Regions from separate parts of the Mus musculus genome. Here region 2 is linked to region 1. The links are chromatin loops, found by intact Hi-C in ENCODE. Cell type or tissue: left cerebral cortex. All regions are shown on one strand. Links, peaks and the distances in the headings refer to the core of each region. The heading gives the core; the rest is flanking DNA. Region 1 overlaps Dnajc6 (DnaJ heat shock protein family (Hsp40) member C6). Region 2 has its middle 38 kb from the start of Dnajc6.

What was found. Hi-C counts contacts between places; a loop is a spot of excess contacts. Peaks named below come from ENCODE experiments on the same cell type or tissue, not always from the same donor. Only the 100,000 strongest peaks of a DNase experiment are listed, where the experiment ranks them.
Region 2: it touches region 1 in a loop (2.1-fold over the local background); 4 of 42 quality-filtered maps call a loop at or near these places.

The regions. Positions count from the first base shown.
Region 1 is chr4:101,613,710-101,622,043 of GRCm38, forward strand. It overlaps Dnajc6 (DnaJ heat shock protein family (Hsp40) member C6), which reads left to right. Exons shown (of 19, transcript NM_001164583.1): 8 at 464-581; 9 at 1,872-1,951; 10 at 2,777-2,970; 11 at 3,076-3,156; 12 at 4,685-5,119. Among named protein-coding and RNA genes, the nearest start is that of Leprot, 30 kb to the right of the region's middle. In left cerebral cortex, for the core only: a CTCF peak has its summit at 4,235; DNase peaks (open chromatin) are centred at 3,581, 6,449, 6,663 and 7,742; H3K27ac peaks cover 1,580 bases.
Region 2 is chr4:101,508,265-101,516,598 of GRCm38, forward strand. It overlaps a transcript of Dnajc6 not described here. Among named protein-coding and RNA genes, the nearest start is that of Dnajc6, 38 kb to the right of the region's middle. In left cerebral cortex, for the core only: a CTCF peak has its summit at 5,191 (motif pointing right); DNase peaks (open chromatin) are centred at 890, 1,249, 2,084, 2,959 and 3 more places; H3K4me3 peaks cover 3,054 bases; H3K27ac peaks cover 2,519 bases.

The DNA.
Region 1 (8,334 bases), core at 66-8,065:
ACAAGGATGAACAGGCACCAATGAGAGGGCCTTGGATTTTAGGACATAAGGGGATGGCTGGTTACACCACACAGATTTAGTTGGCAATAGATTAATTTAGGAGTCAGTGGTCTAGACTCCCAGAGAGTATGACATTTTTGTTTCTGTCCTGACCTTGGTTGGCATTTACTGTTAAAGTCAGGAAAAGGTGACTATATGGGGCATGGTTGTTTGAGGAAAACAAGATGTGCCTAGACGTCCAGATTGGATGGAGAGAGAAGGCCTACATTGTTGTGTCAGTGCTCTACCAGCCAAGAAACAGCCTGCAGCCAGTCCATACCGGCATCATTCCTACATTTGCACAAGATAGGAAGGAGCTTCTATGTCTAAGTCTGGGTGAGCAGGTCCCTTAGAGCCATAGCAGAGGTTCCTGTGTCTGTGATTGTACCAGACTCTCATGATCTCTTCTGATCTCCATTTAAAGAGAATACCGTGTCCAAGATGGGAAAATCTTCATCCCTCTGAACATCACAGTCCAAGGTGATGTCATCGTTTCCATGTACCACTTGCGGTCAACCATCGGGAGCCGGCTGCAGGCGAAGGTAAGCTTTCAGGAGGACTTGGACTGTGAGCTCACCTGAGTTTGTAACAGGAGTATTACTGGGTCTTTTCTCTGTATCACTTTGGGCTTGATTGACAGGTGAGTTTGGAGTGAGAAAGAGCCTGATGGCTTGTTGATGTCCATCTTCTTTGTCACTGTGGAAGGGAATGGAGATTGAGGCAGGTTGTAACTTATACATAGTCCCGGGGGGGACTCTCTTGCATCATGACTTTCAGCAAGCCATGTTCTTGAGAATATGAGTCTTTTTTTTTTTCAGTGCTGTGGTTAGGGGAACCACTATAATATGAGCACTTTCAACTAAGTATGAGTATAGTTAAGAATTTTTTCCCCAAGAGATGGTTCAGCAGGTAAAAGCTCTTGCCACAAACCCTCATGCCCTGAGTTCAATTTCCAGAATGCCTTCCCCAAAGGTGTTGTTACTATTAGAATTATCTTATTTTGAAAATGTTTCCTTCACCACTAAAAGAGACCTTGTACCCATCAACAGTCACTAACCATCTCCACTCCCTTCCTCATCTCCTGACTACCATGAGTCTTTTTCCTGTTTCTATAGACTTGCTTATATGCAGACATATCATATAGATGGAATCATATAATATGTGGTCTCCTATGGTTGGCTTTTTTTACTCAGTGTAATAGATTGGGGGTTTATTTATGTTTTAGCAGGTAGCCATATTCCATTCCTATATATAGCTAAGCAACACTAAACTGAATGTATATACCGCATTTATTAACTCTCCATGCTTAGATTATTTCTCCTCTTTGGCTATTGGGAAAGATGTTGCAAGCAATTATATCTTAATCAAATATTTGCTAAGAGCATATATCATATCTATTGTCTAGGTGTTTTGGACCAACAAAAAAGTAAGATTGTAGCCTTAGCTTTACAGAACTGACCCTAGAGGGGACAAGTCAAACATATGAATATCCACTATGCTGTATCAGAGGACAGACAGGACTCTGTCATTGCAACAGTGTTTTTAGCTAGTGGTCACCAAGCAGACTATGGAGGTGGGCCTTGAAGGATGATGAGTTTGTTGGGCTGGAGCAGGAGTCTCTGGGAAGAAAGACTACAGAAAAGCACAGGACACTGATGAGTAAGGAAATGTCTTGCTTTCATGGAGAGAAGCTAGAAATGAACCTGGGAGGCCATTTAATATTTATATAATATACAAAGAATCAGATAAAGGGGTAATAGAAGGCACAGACACAATATTCGATGTAGACTCCCGTTTCTCCTACTAATCCTGCTTCTTGCACATATTTTTAGGTGACCAACACACAGATATTCCAGCTCCAGTTTCATTCTGGGTTTATACCACTGGACACGACAGTTTTAAAGTTCACCAAGTAAGTGCTGTGTGCACCTGAGGCCTTTACCAGCATGGCAGGAAAGCTCCAAAAGTCTGTAATAGCATGCTGTTGTCTCCAGAGTCCTGAGCTGCAGGCTATTGACTGTGGCTCCATCACTTAGAGAGGCTATGCAGGTTTGAAGTCTTTCCATTGAGTATGGTTGATCTAAAGAAGAGCAAATGGATTGAGTTAACTAGAAAGGTCTAACGTTCCATGTTAGGGAACAAAGGACTATGACCTTGATCCTGTGTGTTTGTGGCTAGCTATCCCCAACAGGAATGGTAGAGTTTAATTTCTGGGATGGCATAAGCAGTGACTCCTCACAAGGGCTGGCTGGCTATAGTACCAAAAGAGGTTCTGGGGAACCCAGCTGCACTGAATATGGACCTGCTGATGCTATAACGTAATGTGGCTATAGATCTCAGGGTGTGGCTGAATCTGGGGTGGTGGGGATGGTTGCTGGAGCTAAGAAACAGGAAACTATGAAGGGGTTCAGAGGTTCAGGTTCAGAAGGTGGCTTTGGACCTGTTTCACTGTTTTGATGACCCATTTAGCCATGCCAGTTAATACTGGCCAGACATATCAACTCTGCTTCTCACAGCGCTTCTATTAATATGTTCCATAGTAGTCCAACAATGTGAAGAAGTGTTATTCTTCTGTTTTCTCTACATGAGAAAACTGAGGCATAGCAAAGTAGCACCTAGTTAGTACCCGAGTCAACCTAGAAGTGAGTTTCAAGCAGAACTCGACAGCGTGAGCCGGGTCCTGTGTTGAGCATCCTGCTGACTGCACTGTTTGTGCTGCTGTTTTTCTTTCCATTAGGCCTGAGCTGGATGCATGTGATGTACCAGAAAAATATCCTCAGCTGTTCCAAGTGACACTGGATATAGAAGTCCAGCCCCAAGACAAAGTGATCGACTTAACTCCACCATGGGAACACTACTGCACAAAAGATGTGAACCCCAGCATCCTCTTCTCCTCTCAGCAGGAGCATCAGGACACTCTGGCCTTAGGGGGTATGGCTCTTGGATGGCTTGAGTTTTCAGAATGAAGCCTCCAGTTACACACTGTGTGGTTTTGTTTCCTGTGTTCGGTTGACCTTGGGACCTTTTGTCTTGCAGGTCAGGCTCCAGCCGATCTCCCACCAGACCATCCCAGGAATCTTGGGCAAGGAGGCTTCTTTGCCTCTCTCTGTTGGCAAGGTATGGCAGCGCCTTGACCTTAGGATGATTCGATGATAAAGTGGTTAAGTTGTCTGGTATTATTAAAACTCTTCTTGAAGCAGTGTCAATGGAAGGTTCCTTTCTCCCTTATTTCAAACTCTTCCCTTCATGTTTTTCAAATTGGCATCTTGACGTCTTTCCAGGCCACGAGTGCTCAGACTGACCAGAAAGCCAATGTCGGCTATGTCCTACCTTCCTCATTTGCAGTATTTCTAAGCCATATCTTTCAAGACTGATGAAGTGTGATGCATGCTAAGATCCCTCTTTAGGCTGGTGACAACTCAGAAAGGCAAAACAAAGCATTGCTGCCTGTAAGCAGATATTCTAAAGACCGAGCTGGGCATTGTCTCAAGGACTGTAGCTCCAAGCATGGTGAAGGAAGTCACCGTGGCCTGTATCTCTGCTAGTTGCTTTAGCAACCATTAGCCCACACAGGGCTCTACCGCTGTGCTATTTTCTCCCACAACTGGAGGCATTTCCCGATTCCTTCTTAACTTAGTGCTTTACATTATGATCTTGAGGGGACAGCCACTGGCACCCTAGTTAATGTACCCTGGCCACGATTGCTTTGCAGTCTGTAGGCGATAGCTATGAAGTGTGGTATAGAATGGAATATTCAAACTTTATAAGAGAAAGGGTTGGGGATTCAGCCTCAGAGATGTCCTCAGTAACATTTTCTTGATCCCCCTGATGTGTGTTTGTAAGACAACACTCCCAGATGTTTTCAATGTTAGGTTAAAAAGTATTCATATGATTCCTTTGGCTCCAAAGGTTTGTTTACAAAATCTTCTTTTGAAAAATGGAACAGACTCGGAAGCCCAGGCAGATATGGCTTGTAGATAGATTGTTGGTCTCTTTCTTGGTCCTTACCTTGCTCCTTTCTCACAGTAATGGTTTCTAATAAGTCATTACCTATCCCTTTCCACTGCCGTGTTAATATGTAGACATAATTTCTGTATGGGCCTGGAGAGTTGGCTTAGTGGTCAAGAGCATGTGATGCTCTTACAGAGGACTGTCTGTAACGCCAATTGCAGGGAATCTAATGTCCTTTTCTGGCCTCTAGAGGCACCAAGCACACACACATGGTGTCCAGGCATACCCAATACAGGCACTCATGCAAACACATAAGACAAAATGTTTTTAAAAAGAAAGAATCTCTGTAGATAAACTTAGGGTTTTGTTGTTGTTGTTGTTTTGTTTTGTTTTGTTTTTCTTCTGAGACAGGGTTTCTCTGTATAACCCTGGCTGTCTTGGAACTCACTTTGTAGACCAGGCTGGCCTCGAACTCAGAAATCCTCCTGCCTCTGACTCCGAGTGCTGGGATTTAATCCAAATGTAGTCACTTATCTGCCTGTGGTTTTTACATTTTTGCAAAGGTATGTAAAATATATTACTTAATATCTCCAGTAGCCTATTTTCTCTTTCTGCAACAATGTAAACATAACAAAACTCACCTGACCCAGCAGTCAGTCATATAATCGTTTATTTGCACATTGGTCTTTTTTAGATCAGAAATCAGAGAAGTCACGCTGTGAGGAGGACCACGCTGCCCTGGTGAATCAGGAAAGTGAGCAGTCAGATGATGAGCTACTGACTCTCTCCAGCCCCCATGGCAATGCAGAGGGTGATAAGCCTCATGGAGCCAAGAAGCCAGGCAAAAAGCAGCAGGAGCCAGCTGCGCCTCCTCCCCCAGAGGAAGTGGACCTCCTGGGCCTGGAAGGGTCTGATGTGAGCACGAACTTCTCTTCCTTGGCAGCTCCTCCCAGCAATTCTGAGTTGCTGAGTGACCTGTTTGGGGGTGTAGGTGCCACAGGTCCTGCTCAGGCAGGACAGGCTGGGGTAGAAGATGTGTTTCATCCTAGTGGACCTGTGTCTGCACAGTCCACACCGCGCCGAACCGCCACCTCCGCCTCTGCATCGCCAACCCTAAGAGTGGGAGAAGGTAATCTTTCTATTTTTCTGCTATCTTTGATTTTAGGAATAACTTTGGGGCCAAACAAGTAAAACTCAAATGCTTTAATAAGCTGAACTTTTCTAGTTTTTCTAGACAGTTTCTTGGAAAAACATACAACACATACAAACATTATCCATTTTGGTAGAAAGATATGGGGTTATATTTAAGATCCATACTCTCTCTTATTTACTCTTTTGAATATTTTATACATGAATACTATATTTACATCATTTCCCCCTTGTCTCCTCCCTCCTCCAACTCCCCCCATGTCCCCCTCACTCAGTTCTGAAGTTCATAATCTCTTCTTTGTCATTATTGTTACATCTGTCTCTTCTTTGTCATTATTGTTACATCTGTCTCTTCTTTGTCATTATTGTTACATCTGTCTCAAGCTCCTGAGTCCCTGTAGTGTTGCTCATCTGCATTTAGGGCTGACTACTTAGGATTGCATAACCTATCTGGGACTTGTCCACGGAGGAAAAGTCAGTTACTCTGTTGATCCACTGCTCTTCATCTAGGGGTGGGGCTTTGGGAACTTTGTCTGTGTTGGCATGCCCCCTGGTGCTGTCACTGAGCAGGTCTTGTTTAGCCAGTTCTATCACTGAGATGTCATGGGTGCAGCTTTCCTGTTACCTCCAGAAGTCACTCTCTTGAAGCAGGCATCCTGATCCTCTGGCTTAACTTCTTACTCTTCATTTCCTCTTCTTGGGACTTAAGCCTTGAGTCAACTTTAGTTACTTCTGTTTGAAGATGGAGATGGATGAGCTATTATTTACTACAGCAGCTGATATTTATGTGGTACCCACCACTTGCCAGATATGGAATACATGATTAAATATGCATCGCTTCTTTTAAAATCCAGTAGACAGATGCTACTGTTATTTCCACTTCCGAGTTGAGGAAATGAAAGCGTAGAGTTTAATTAGCAGCATTTGTTCAAACAGCTGGGCGTAGATGGGGCCAGGGTCCAAACTTGACATGTGGACTCAGAGCTTTCCCCCAGACCTCCTGAAATACTTTCTTTGAATTCTAGTTTTCTAGATATACCCTGGCTATACAGTGAAGTGTTTGAATACACCAGGATATACTTGAGAGGCTCAGACCAGCAGCACGTCTGTGGAAAGAAGTGTGGCTGGTCTTTGTAGGGCGTCTGAGCCATATATACTTAGCTAGGTTCACTTGACACACCACTACAAACGTGACTCTTCTTTTTCCTGGCCAGCCACAGCATTAACGCTTGCAAGGTGATCTGGCTGGGTACCAGAGATTCACTGCAGCTTCTGAATAACCAGCACAAAGCAGCTCTGTGACCGGCACTGTTAACCAAGATGCTGCTGCATTAGAAATCGTAAAGAGATGAATCTCAACCACCTAGGCTGGGAGGATGCTGTAGGAACCTTTTCCCATGCTAATCCTTCACCTTCGCTGGAGGCTCAGGGGCTGGTCTTGGCTTTTGAAGTTCTGCTGGCTGCCTCTTTTGTGAGAAGGGGAATCAGAATCACAGGGTTTGGGCTGGTGGTGGCTAGATGTATACCCGGGAGCCTGCATCCCACATTGTGGCTCTTTCTTCTGTGCTTTGCTTTCTTCCATCCAGTTCTGATTCATCAGGATGAGTAAGAAGGTCTTTCAGGAAAACAAAATCCCAAGATTGAAGACAGCACAGTGTTCCATGGCTGAATTTTAAGACAAACCATCCTAAGGATGTTTGATAATTTAACTTGCCATGTCCTATGCTGCTTGGTGCATTCATGGCAGAGCTAGAAGGCACCTTCGACATTAGTTAATTCTGTCTGTGACATCATAGATACGATGATGAGCATCCCCAGTTGTTAGTGGCAGTCCTAGATGTATGGCTCCAGTGTCCTGTCCCTCCAAAAAGAATCAGAAAGGATGCCAAGTCTAGAATTAATGACCTGCATTTGAATCACACAGGACTAACACTTAACTAGTTGGGGAGCCTTGTTAAGAACTTAATTTGGCCAGGTGTGGTAGCACATGCCTTTAATCCCAGCAATTGGGAGGCAGAGGCAGGTGGGGTTCTGTGATTTTTCAGGCCAGCCTGGTCTATATAGGGAGTCCTAGGCCAGGCAGGGTTACGTAGTGAGGCCCTGTCTCACTACCAACACAACAACAAAAATCATCTTAATTTTCTTAGTTAGGGATTATACTTATGGGCATAATGGTAAAGACTAACTCTTGAGTTTTCATCCATACTATTTGCACTTCACTTTTGGCTATTAGGGAATTTCTTAAACAAGGTGCTATTAAAAGTGCTCTAGTAATCTAAGAAGTCTTTAGTGTTTTCTCCATTGATTAGCTTCAACCTAGAAACAAGTGGGTTTACCAGTTGTCCTCTTACAGCTACCCTGCAAGCCCTAGTGTTCTGTGTTAGAGAGGATGAGGTCATAAATGGGGTCAAGGATGTGCATCCTGGACTGCATGGCTGGAAACAGTATAGGTATTGCTACTGCAACTCCGCCAAGTGTTGGGAGAGCATTGTGCTTGCCACTGACACCATAGCTGTAAACTTGTGAGCCACATGCCTCAACACGTCGTGACAGTGGGAAGTGTCTGTTCGCTGGTTTGGCTCTCAGGCTCTATTTCTAGAATGGGTCAGCCCCACTCCAGGATGCAAGCAGTCATCAGCTTGGTACCTACAGATTTGGAAGTGACATCTCACTTTAGGTAGTTCAAGGAGATTTTTTTTGTTCCTTGCTCCACAGTGAGAAATCAGGGCAGTTGTCTCCATGCAGCTTGGTGATTGGTGTCACACTTCGTGACTAGGGCCTGTGGGGGTTATCTGGAGTTTTGAGCTGGAAAATTTGACTATGAGTCTAGCCTAAAGTATTTCCTGGAGTTGAACAAAAGATAATTTCTGAACCTCAGTTTCTCCAGGAATGAGTGAAGGTAATGGCACTTCCGTTTGTCAGGGAGAAGTTGAGGACCACCCAAGGTCACCTCTATAACACAGTATAGCCCCAAGAAGATTCACTATTGCTGACAACCAGGGATTCCCACCTTCTTAGTTCCCTTACTTAGTTCTCTAGCTCAGTGGTTCTCAACTTTTCTAATGCTGCGGCCCTTTGATACAGTTCCTCATGTTGTGGTGATCCCAACCATACAATTATTTGCAGTGTTACTTCATAACTATAATTTTGCTACTGGTATCAATTATAATGCAAACATATGTTTTTCTGGTGGTC
Region 2 (8,334 bases), core at 262-8,261, 110 kb before region 1:
GCTGGCTGCTTTGATTACTGATGTATCTTCGTAATTTTTAGTTATGTAATATATGTCCTCTTTAAGTGACTGTTTTCTAAATACCATGTCATTCAGTTTTCCATTTTTTTTGCGTTACTAAAAATATATTTTTATTCTTTATTTAATCTTGGCCAAGTACACATATCTCACAGTTTTCTTTATAATCGCTTCCAGAATTTTGATACTTTTATTTTGGGAGTGTTTATAATTGTTAATTATTAAAATGTACGGTTTCAGCCAATTATTGGAATAGCTGGAGATCGTGGTTCTTAAAACAGTTCGGGTTTTCTAGAGAGGCATTGACTGAGAATATCCAGATGAACGTTCGTTCATCTTCTTTGGGAGGGCTCAGCAGGGAGTCGTAGTCGCTGACCTTCAGAACTGTTTACCTTGCACAGGGATGTTCTGTTGCAAACTCCCCCTGCTCCCCGCCCCCCACCCCTCACTGCCTTTAAAAAAAGAAAAAAAAAAAAAAACCCACCAGCATGAATTCTGTTGGAGGGGAGGGCAAGGACAGAAACAGATTGACGTGAAAGCCCCCCAACCAAGGACTCTGGAGGATTTCGGGGTTCACCGCCGGGGCCCTGGGAAATTTCTGCCGCAGCGGGGGGAGGGGCAACAGCCCCCAGCTCGCCCCAGCACACACGTGGTTCAGGGTCGCACTTCTTTCTGCATCCTTGATTCTCTAGATCCTGGTGCCTGCCGAGGGGCCGACATCTCCGCAGCCTGGAGCTCAGGCCGTGCTTCTCCGCAGCTGCTCAGTTTGCTCGCGCCGCCGAAGCTTCCTGGGGCCTTGTGGTTTCCCCTTGGCAGGGCAGGTGCGCAGGTGCAGGCCGGTGGTGCCAGGTGACCGCTCGTCCCAGCCCCTGCCTGCCTGCATGCCCCGTAGCAGGTGTGGCCTTCCCCACAGGAGTCTGACCTCTGGTTGTTAAAAGATTTCTACCTGGTGATGGACAGCGGTATATGCACCCATAAACACCCGAGCAAAGAGTGATCATGAGTCTTTTACAGTGTGATGGATGCCAGGGGCGAGGCTGGCTTTCCAGTCTACCAGAAGCAACGCAGTGTCTTAATGGATCCGGGGTTTCTCTGATCGCGCCTTAAAAGTGACTGGGTGGGGCCTGGGGTTGTTGGCACCATCAGCTCAGAGGCTTTGGACCCTTCACATTCACGCATTGAGCCATGTGGTTTTGGTGCTTAAATTTTAATTAAGCAGTTCCAGGGAGGAAGAAACAGCTGTGTGAGGCCGGGCTGAAAGCATAGAGGACAGTTCTCTTCTGTCTCCTAGCCAGCCGCCACTCATGGACAAATAACTCCTATGTGGCCAAACTATTCAAAATCAGTTTCCGAAGAGGGCACTTCCTTGCTGTTTGCAGGGGCTAGAGAAAGGGTTAATGCAGAAAGAGGGGAAAAATGCCTATTTGTCAAGTCATGCTAGGCCATGGACATGGCTTAGAAACAATTAAAGCTGTCTGAATCACAGGCTCAGGCCCGGCTCATTTAAGCTTCAGGTCTACTGACCTTTTTAATGGGAGCTGGTATTTGGAATTTTTGTATTGCTCTGTGTTGGAAAGAGCCGCGGGCTGTCAATCCAAACAGGCAGGTTCTGACTTGTTCAGCCATCTCTCCTTAGAAACCGGGACAAGACTGTTGATTTTCTTGGGTCTCAGTTTATCTCCTGAATGGCGTGATATTAGATGACATTAATGCTTTTTCAGATCGTGAGGGATTTGGGTATATCGGGAGCAACATTTCAGACAGGCACAGTAGAAAAAAGTTCATCTTAGAAACTATTGAACGTATGTGAGTAACTTGTTTTTGAAGCTGTTGGTATGTGCAGACATGTGGGCTGTATTCTGTTATCAAGACTATGTTCTTTGAGTCCTAACCAAAACACACCGAAGAATGATGAAACAAGCCATAACAGGTTTCATTTTGAAAGAGTCTGTGAAATGCAAGCATACATGTGCATCCAACCATATATGTGCTATTGAAAGAAAGATGAAGTCAGCAATTGCCCTCTGATTTACAAAGATGTCTGAGAATCCAAACAGGTCACGAGTTAATGTATATCTAGGGTCCCCTGAGAGGCTTTCAGGCCAATTTCTTGCTGTGCTGGGAGATGTGTCTATGTTGAGGAGTGGATAAGAGTGTGTGTGATATCATGTATGAGGTGCATGTATGTGCACACAGACACGAGAATGCATTCAGAGAGAGTATGAACACGTCCACCAGACCAGGAGAGCTATTTTTGGGAAGCAAAGCACCAGTTGTTGACCTGAATATGAAATAAATGTACAAAAAAAAAAAAAAAAAAAGCTGAAAAGGACTGCTAAAAAAAATTACCAAAATGGAGGGATTTTTTTTGGAAGTCATTTCTTGTAACGGCTAACAGAGGAACCAGGTGAAATTGCAAGAGGTGATGGAGGTGGTTGGCGCTTAGTATGTTGGCAAAGAGAACTTGAACTTGAATGAGCTACTGTCTCACGACTGGTGTTCAGGAAATGGTGGATTGTGGTTTAATAACTGCCTTCCTTTCTGTAACCTGTTCTCAGTACATCTCGGACAGCCCAGTGAGGTTATTAACTATGAGAGGCAATTTTTATCTCTTATGCCTCTTTTATAACTTTATCTCAAAATGCTTTGCAAATAAGAAAAAGGCCTGTGTGTTAGACAATTAAGATACTTGAATGAGTTAACTAAATATTGGCGAGCATGGCTACAAGTTTTAGTAATAAACGTCCTAGAGCCTATTTTATGATCAACGACGGTGTGACAAGTTGTCTGTCAGGTTGATTATGTATTGTTCCAGTAGTACAGGGGAATACTTCCTGTGCAGTGTAAGAGTAGTGGAATTGTATTCAAACCCAGACTGTTCACCCCAGAAACCACTTCTCAGGTAGGCAGACAACTCACGCCATAAAATTCGCTTTAAAATAAAATTGCATGGGGGCTGGAGAGATGACTTAGCAGTTAAATGCATCTGTTGTTCTCGTAGAGGATGTGCGGTCAGTTCTCAGCACCCACGTCAGACAGGCCAAACTGTCTATAACTCCAGCTCTAGGGGACCTGATGCTCCCCCCGACCTCTTCAGTCACCATACATCCCCACATGTTTACATAAATAAATAATAACTATAATATAAAGATTAAAATTGCCTATATTAATATTAGAATTAATTTATCTTGTATAAAACAGGGAAATATGAACCCCAGAAAATAAAATAACGACTTTTGACTAATTTTCTAGTTTGTTTGAAACATAGACACAGTAGAGTTTGTGAATTACCAATAGGTCATAGAGATATGAAAGAACAAGAGAGGAGAATTTGAAAAATTATTATTATTATTATTATTGCAAATAAAAGGCAGAGAAGGGGTTGGGGAATCTAGTCCAGTGGTAGAGCACTTGGCTAGCAAGTACAAGGCCCGGGCTTCAGTCCTCAGCTCGGGGAGGGCATGGGGGGGGGGGGGAGACTAACAAAAAGTCAGAGAAAATATTTCTCTTCCAGTGCTTCTGTATTTTGAGAGATTTTATTTACTATTTACAAACATGACATTCTGTGAGCAGATGAGGGATGTGGCTAATGTTTGGATGTGTGAGAGCAGGGGTTTGAGCGTGGTCTGTGTTATAGGGACCTGCATGATTTTGCTAGAAGACACTGCAAAATGAGATGAGTTGAACAAGGTCAGACGGAGACTTTTAGGCCTCACATATTAAATCTGGCTTCTATTCTTCAGTGAAAAAAAAAATAGGTGAAAAAAATGTTAGTTTTTGTTTCCCTTAACCAGCATGACTCCTTTGATATCTTCGGAGCAAACACATATTTCAAGGTGATTTTTTTGTTTTTGTTTTTTTTTTTTTTTGTCATGGCTGCTTTTGCCTGGTTGGGTTGGTGAGATGGTATTTTTGCAGGAAAGATCTGTAAATATCATGTGATTTCTCAGGCAGGGGTCTAGGGCTTGCTCATGCCAGTGGTTATCAATGGAAACTGAATCTGCACTGGAAACCTGCAAGTCAGCTTTCGGTTTGGTAGTGTTCACCGGCAGAAAGAAGCTAGAGCTGTTTGAGTTAGCTTGTGTGACCTGTAACTTTGAAATGTTTTTGTTGAAGAGGTGAGACTCTTTATAGTTTTTCCAGCCTAGAATGTATGTTGGTCTTATATACATAGTTAAATGTCCAGGACTAACTGGATGTGATGATGCACACCTTTAATCCTAGTACTCAAGAGACAGAGGCAGGCAGAGCTCTAAGTTTTAAGTCAGCCTGATCTACAAAGTGAGTTCTAGAATAGCCAAAACTACTCAGAGAAACCTTGTCTTGAAAATACTTCCCCCTCCCCAAAATTCCCAGGATTAAAAAGTGCTATCAAATCTAAGAAAGTTTATAACATAATTTTGTTCCCTTCAAAAACTTATCTAATGCAATATTGGTATTTTGCAAGGTAATGGGAAGAAGTTGCAACACAATTTATCCTTCTTATTCAGTCTACATACAGATGCAAATACCTCGCTACAATGTAACATGGTTCTGCCTGAGTGTTTCTACATTACAATAAATATATTTTATTATTAATGTTATATTTAATTTCTGCTTGGTGTATGTACTTGGTTAGCTACATTATAACATAGTTCTGTCTGAGTGCTCACACACTGCAATGCATATACTTTCTTATTAATGTCTTATTTAATTTTTGCATTATGCCTATGCATGTGTGGATATGTGGAGGCCAGCACAGGTTGTCCGGTGGTTTCCTCCATTGCTCGCAGCCTTCCTGCTCTGAGCTAGGGTTTCTCACTGAACCAGAAGCTCAACATTTTTGCTAAGTTGGCTGGCTAGTGAGCTCTCAAGATCTTATTGTCTCCAGCCCCCGCACCCCCCCCCCAACCAGTGCCGAGGTTATAGGCACTTACAATTATGCCCAGCTTTTTTACATGGGTCCTGGGGATTTGAACTCAGGTCCTCACGCTTGCAGAGCAAGTACTCTTACTCACCAAGCCTAAGTATTTTCCAGTCCCCCTGAATATTTTGGTTTCTTTTTGTGCAGTGCTGGAAAGCAAGCCCATGCTATCTGCTAAGCATGCGAAGCAAACACTGCTATCTGCACTTCTCATTCTTTTAAAGACTTATTTATTTATTGTATGTATAGGAGTGCTCTAGCTGCATGTATACCTGCATGCCAGAAGAGGGAGACATCAGATCACATTATAGATGGTTGTGAGTCACTATGTCACAGGGATTTGAACTCAGGACCTCTGGAAGAACAGTCAATGCTCTTAACCACAGAGCCATCTCGCCAACCCACACTTCTCATTCTTGACCTTCCTATTTCAGAGAGGTTTGAATCAATGTTAAAAACTTTGGAACAATATATATTCAATCCTGTAATTTTGGTGCCTTTTAAAAAAAGATGGAGACACTGTATAACTGTTTGTAATTGAAATTGAGCTGAGCAAAACATACCCTATTTTTCTTTTTCTTTCACCTTTGAGATAAGGTCTTATGATGTGTGCAGCTTACACTGGCCTTGAACTTGGTTTGTCCCTGGCTGGTCTTAGACATGATTCTCTTAGCTCAGTCTCCTGAGTGCTGAGGTTATGAGCGAATGCCATCATGTCTAGCAGAGACACGGGGACATCATGGATGTAAACCTGCTGGAAAGTGATGCCATGGGGTTATTGATTCTCTTTGCCACTGAAGCTGGCACTTGGAATTTCTGTTTTTGAGTTGTTCGTTAGGATACACAAATGTGATGCATTTTTAGATCTTGGTTTTATTTTGATGATCTTGCTAAATGCACTTAATAATTTGAATAGTTTTTAGATTTGAAAGAATTTCCTACATTGACAGTTTTCTCTAATTAAGACACTTTTATTTCCTTGTTTCCAATTCTTACACATTTTTAACCTTCTCTTACTTAAGCATTGACTAGGATGTCTCTTAAAATGATGAAAGAGGGGCCGGCACCACGGCTCAGTATAAAGGCCCTTGCTGCCAAGCTTGATGGCCTGGTTTGACTCTTGGGACCCACGTGATAGAAGGAGAGAACACATTTTCATTTGAAGCTGTAATTCTCCCTTTGAGCCTGGCTGTTATAGATGCTGCAAGTATTGTGTCATAATTAATTTTTTATAAACTATTTAATAACTTCCATTACATCTTTTTTTTTTAATCCAGAGGGTCATATAGAAGTGCACTTCATTACCAGGCAACCGAGTGGTTCTGTCTAGTTATTTCTTTGCTATTGACTTCTAGTTTCTTTCTACTGTAGTAAGAGGAAGGACTGTGGATATAGTTCTTTTTAGAAAAAAAATTTGAGTTTTTTCTACTGTATATATGGTTGTCTTACATATTTTTTTAGTGTGTATATACTTTGTATGCACTTTAAAATAATATGCACACTAACGTTGCCTAGTTTAGCTATGTTGGTTATTTCATTTTTTTCTTAAAATGCAAAGATTTATTTTTATGTATGTGTATGTATCTGTGTGAGTGAATGCCATGTGTGTCCAGGTGCCCCTGGAGACAAAGTGTCCATTAGATCTCCTGGAGCTGGACTTACAGGGTTGTGAGCTGATGTGGGTACTGGGAACTGCACTTGACCTTTGGAAGGGCAGGATGCTCTTTTAACTCTGAGCCACCTTTGCTCACTTCTTTGAGATAGAGTCTTGTTCTGTAGCCCAGGCTAGGCTAGAACCCACTGTGTAGCCCAGGCTGTCCTTGGACTCATAGCAGTCGTCGTGTCTCAGCTTCCCCAGTTGGGATTGCCGGCATGAGACGCCTTGGCCTGCCTGCCTTGGCATTTCTCTCTGGTGTTGCCATAAAGCCTGGCCCAGAACTTGCTGTATAGCCCAAGCTGGCCTTGAAGTGATATCAGTTCTTCTGCCTCTGTCTCCTGGTTGTTAGGATCACAGTTGGGAGCTGACATTCTCATCTTGTCTTTGCCTTTTGAAGGTAGTGCCACTGGGTGTGTGTAATTCTGGGAGAGGACAAGAATGGCACGTATTGTGGAGGCTGAGCTGGGAGAGAAGCCAGAAGTTCAAAACTGGCCTGGGAAACAGTGAGACCCTGAGTCAAAACAACACCCACACTCACACAACCCCCAAACCAAACCACCAACAAATCCTAAGCTGGCAGATGTCTTAAATTTTTATACATATAAAATATATAAAATGTATATATGTATATAAGTTTATAATATGTATAAAATATAAAAATACATAAAATTGAGGGTTGTTTTTTGTTTTTTTGTTTTTTTGTTTTTTTTTTTTTTTTCTGTTTTGTTTTTTCCAGACAGGGTTTCTCTGTGTAGCCCTGGCTGTCCTGGAACTCACTCTGTAGACCAGGCTGGCCTCGAACTCCGAAATCCACCCGCCTCTGCCTCTCAAGTGCTGGGATTAAAGGCGTTCGCCAACACTGCCTTGCAAAATTGAATTTTTATTGGCACACTGACATTATACATAGCATTAGGGCTCCAAGGGTTTATGATCAAGCTAGAAGTTGTCGTATAGACTATATCCACAAATCTTTGCCAGCACCCAACGTGCATTTTTCGGGTTTCCTATTTTCAGTGCTGTGTGTTATGTTAACTGGACCCTGGAGCTTCCTCTCATGTCTGGTCATTTACTTGGGTCATTCTTTGAGCATTTGTGCACCTAACTCCTTTCAGCACAAATACATGTTCCGGTGGCTCTTGAATCACCAGGAGAGTAAGTCAGCCTACTCACGTGACTTAGAGCTGAAAGGCGGTGATCGATGGTATGCGGTCGTGGAGACCGCGGAAAGCCTTTTCATGTTTTCTATTAAAATTAGGCCAAGAAACAAACTGGCACTTCCTGTCAGTCTCTTTTGATGTGCGTCCCTACTTCACTTCGAGTAGGGAAAATGTGCCACGGAGGGACCCTCGGGTGCCACAGTGTGTAAGTGCGGTCAGTTTGTGGACGTACATTGAGCTGATCCTGTGTTGTGTTCACTTTTCAGTACATATGTTACACTCCTGATAAAAATTATAAAAGTGGGCCCTTTGATATGAAATGTCTCCCCCCGCCCCCAATATTGAGGTAGGTTTCACTCTGTAGCCCTGACTGGCCTAGAACTCAGATATGTTTACCGGTGCTGTGATTGTGAAACTGAGCCATCATTCCTGATGATGTCAAGCATTCTAGAAAAGCGCCAGGGACAAGGAAAGCTTGAGGACGGCTGATCCAGGCGAGCCTTGTCGTATGAACGAGATTACTAGGGAGTAACGGAACCCGGGAACTGCGCATGTCTCGGAGCCCACGGTCAGGCCTTCTGATTCTCACTCTTTATACT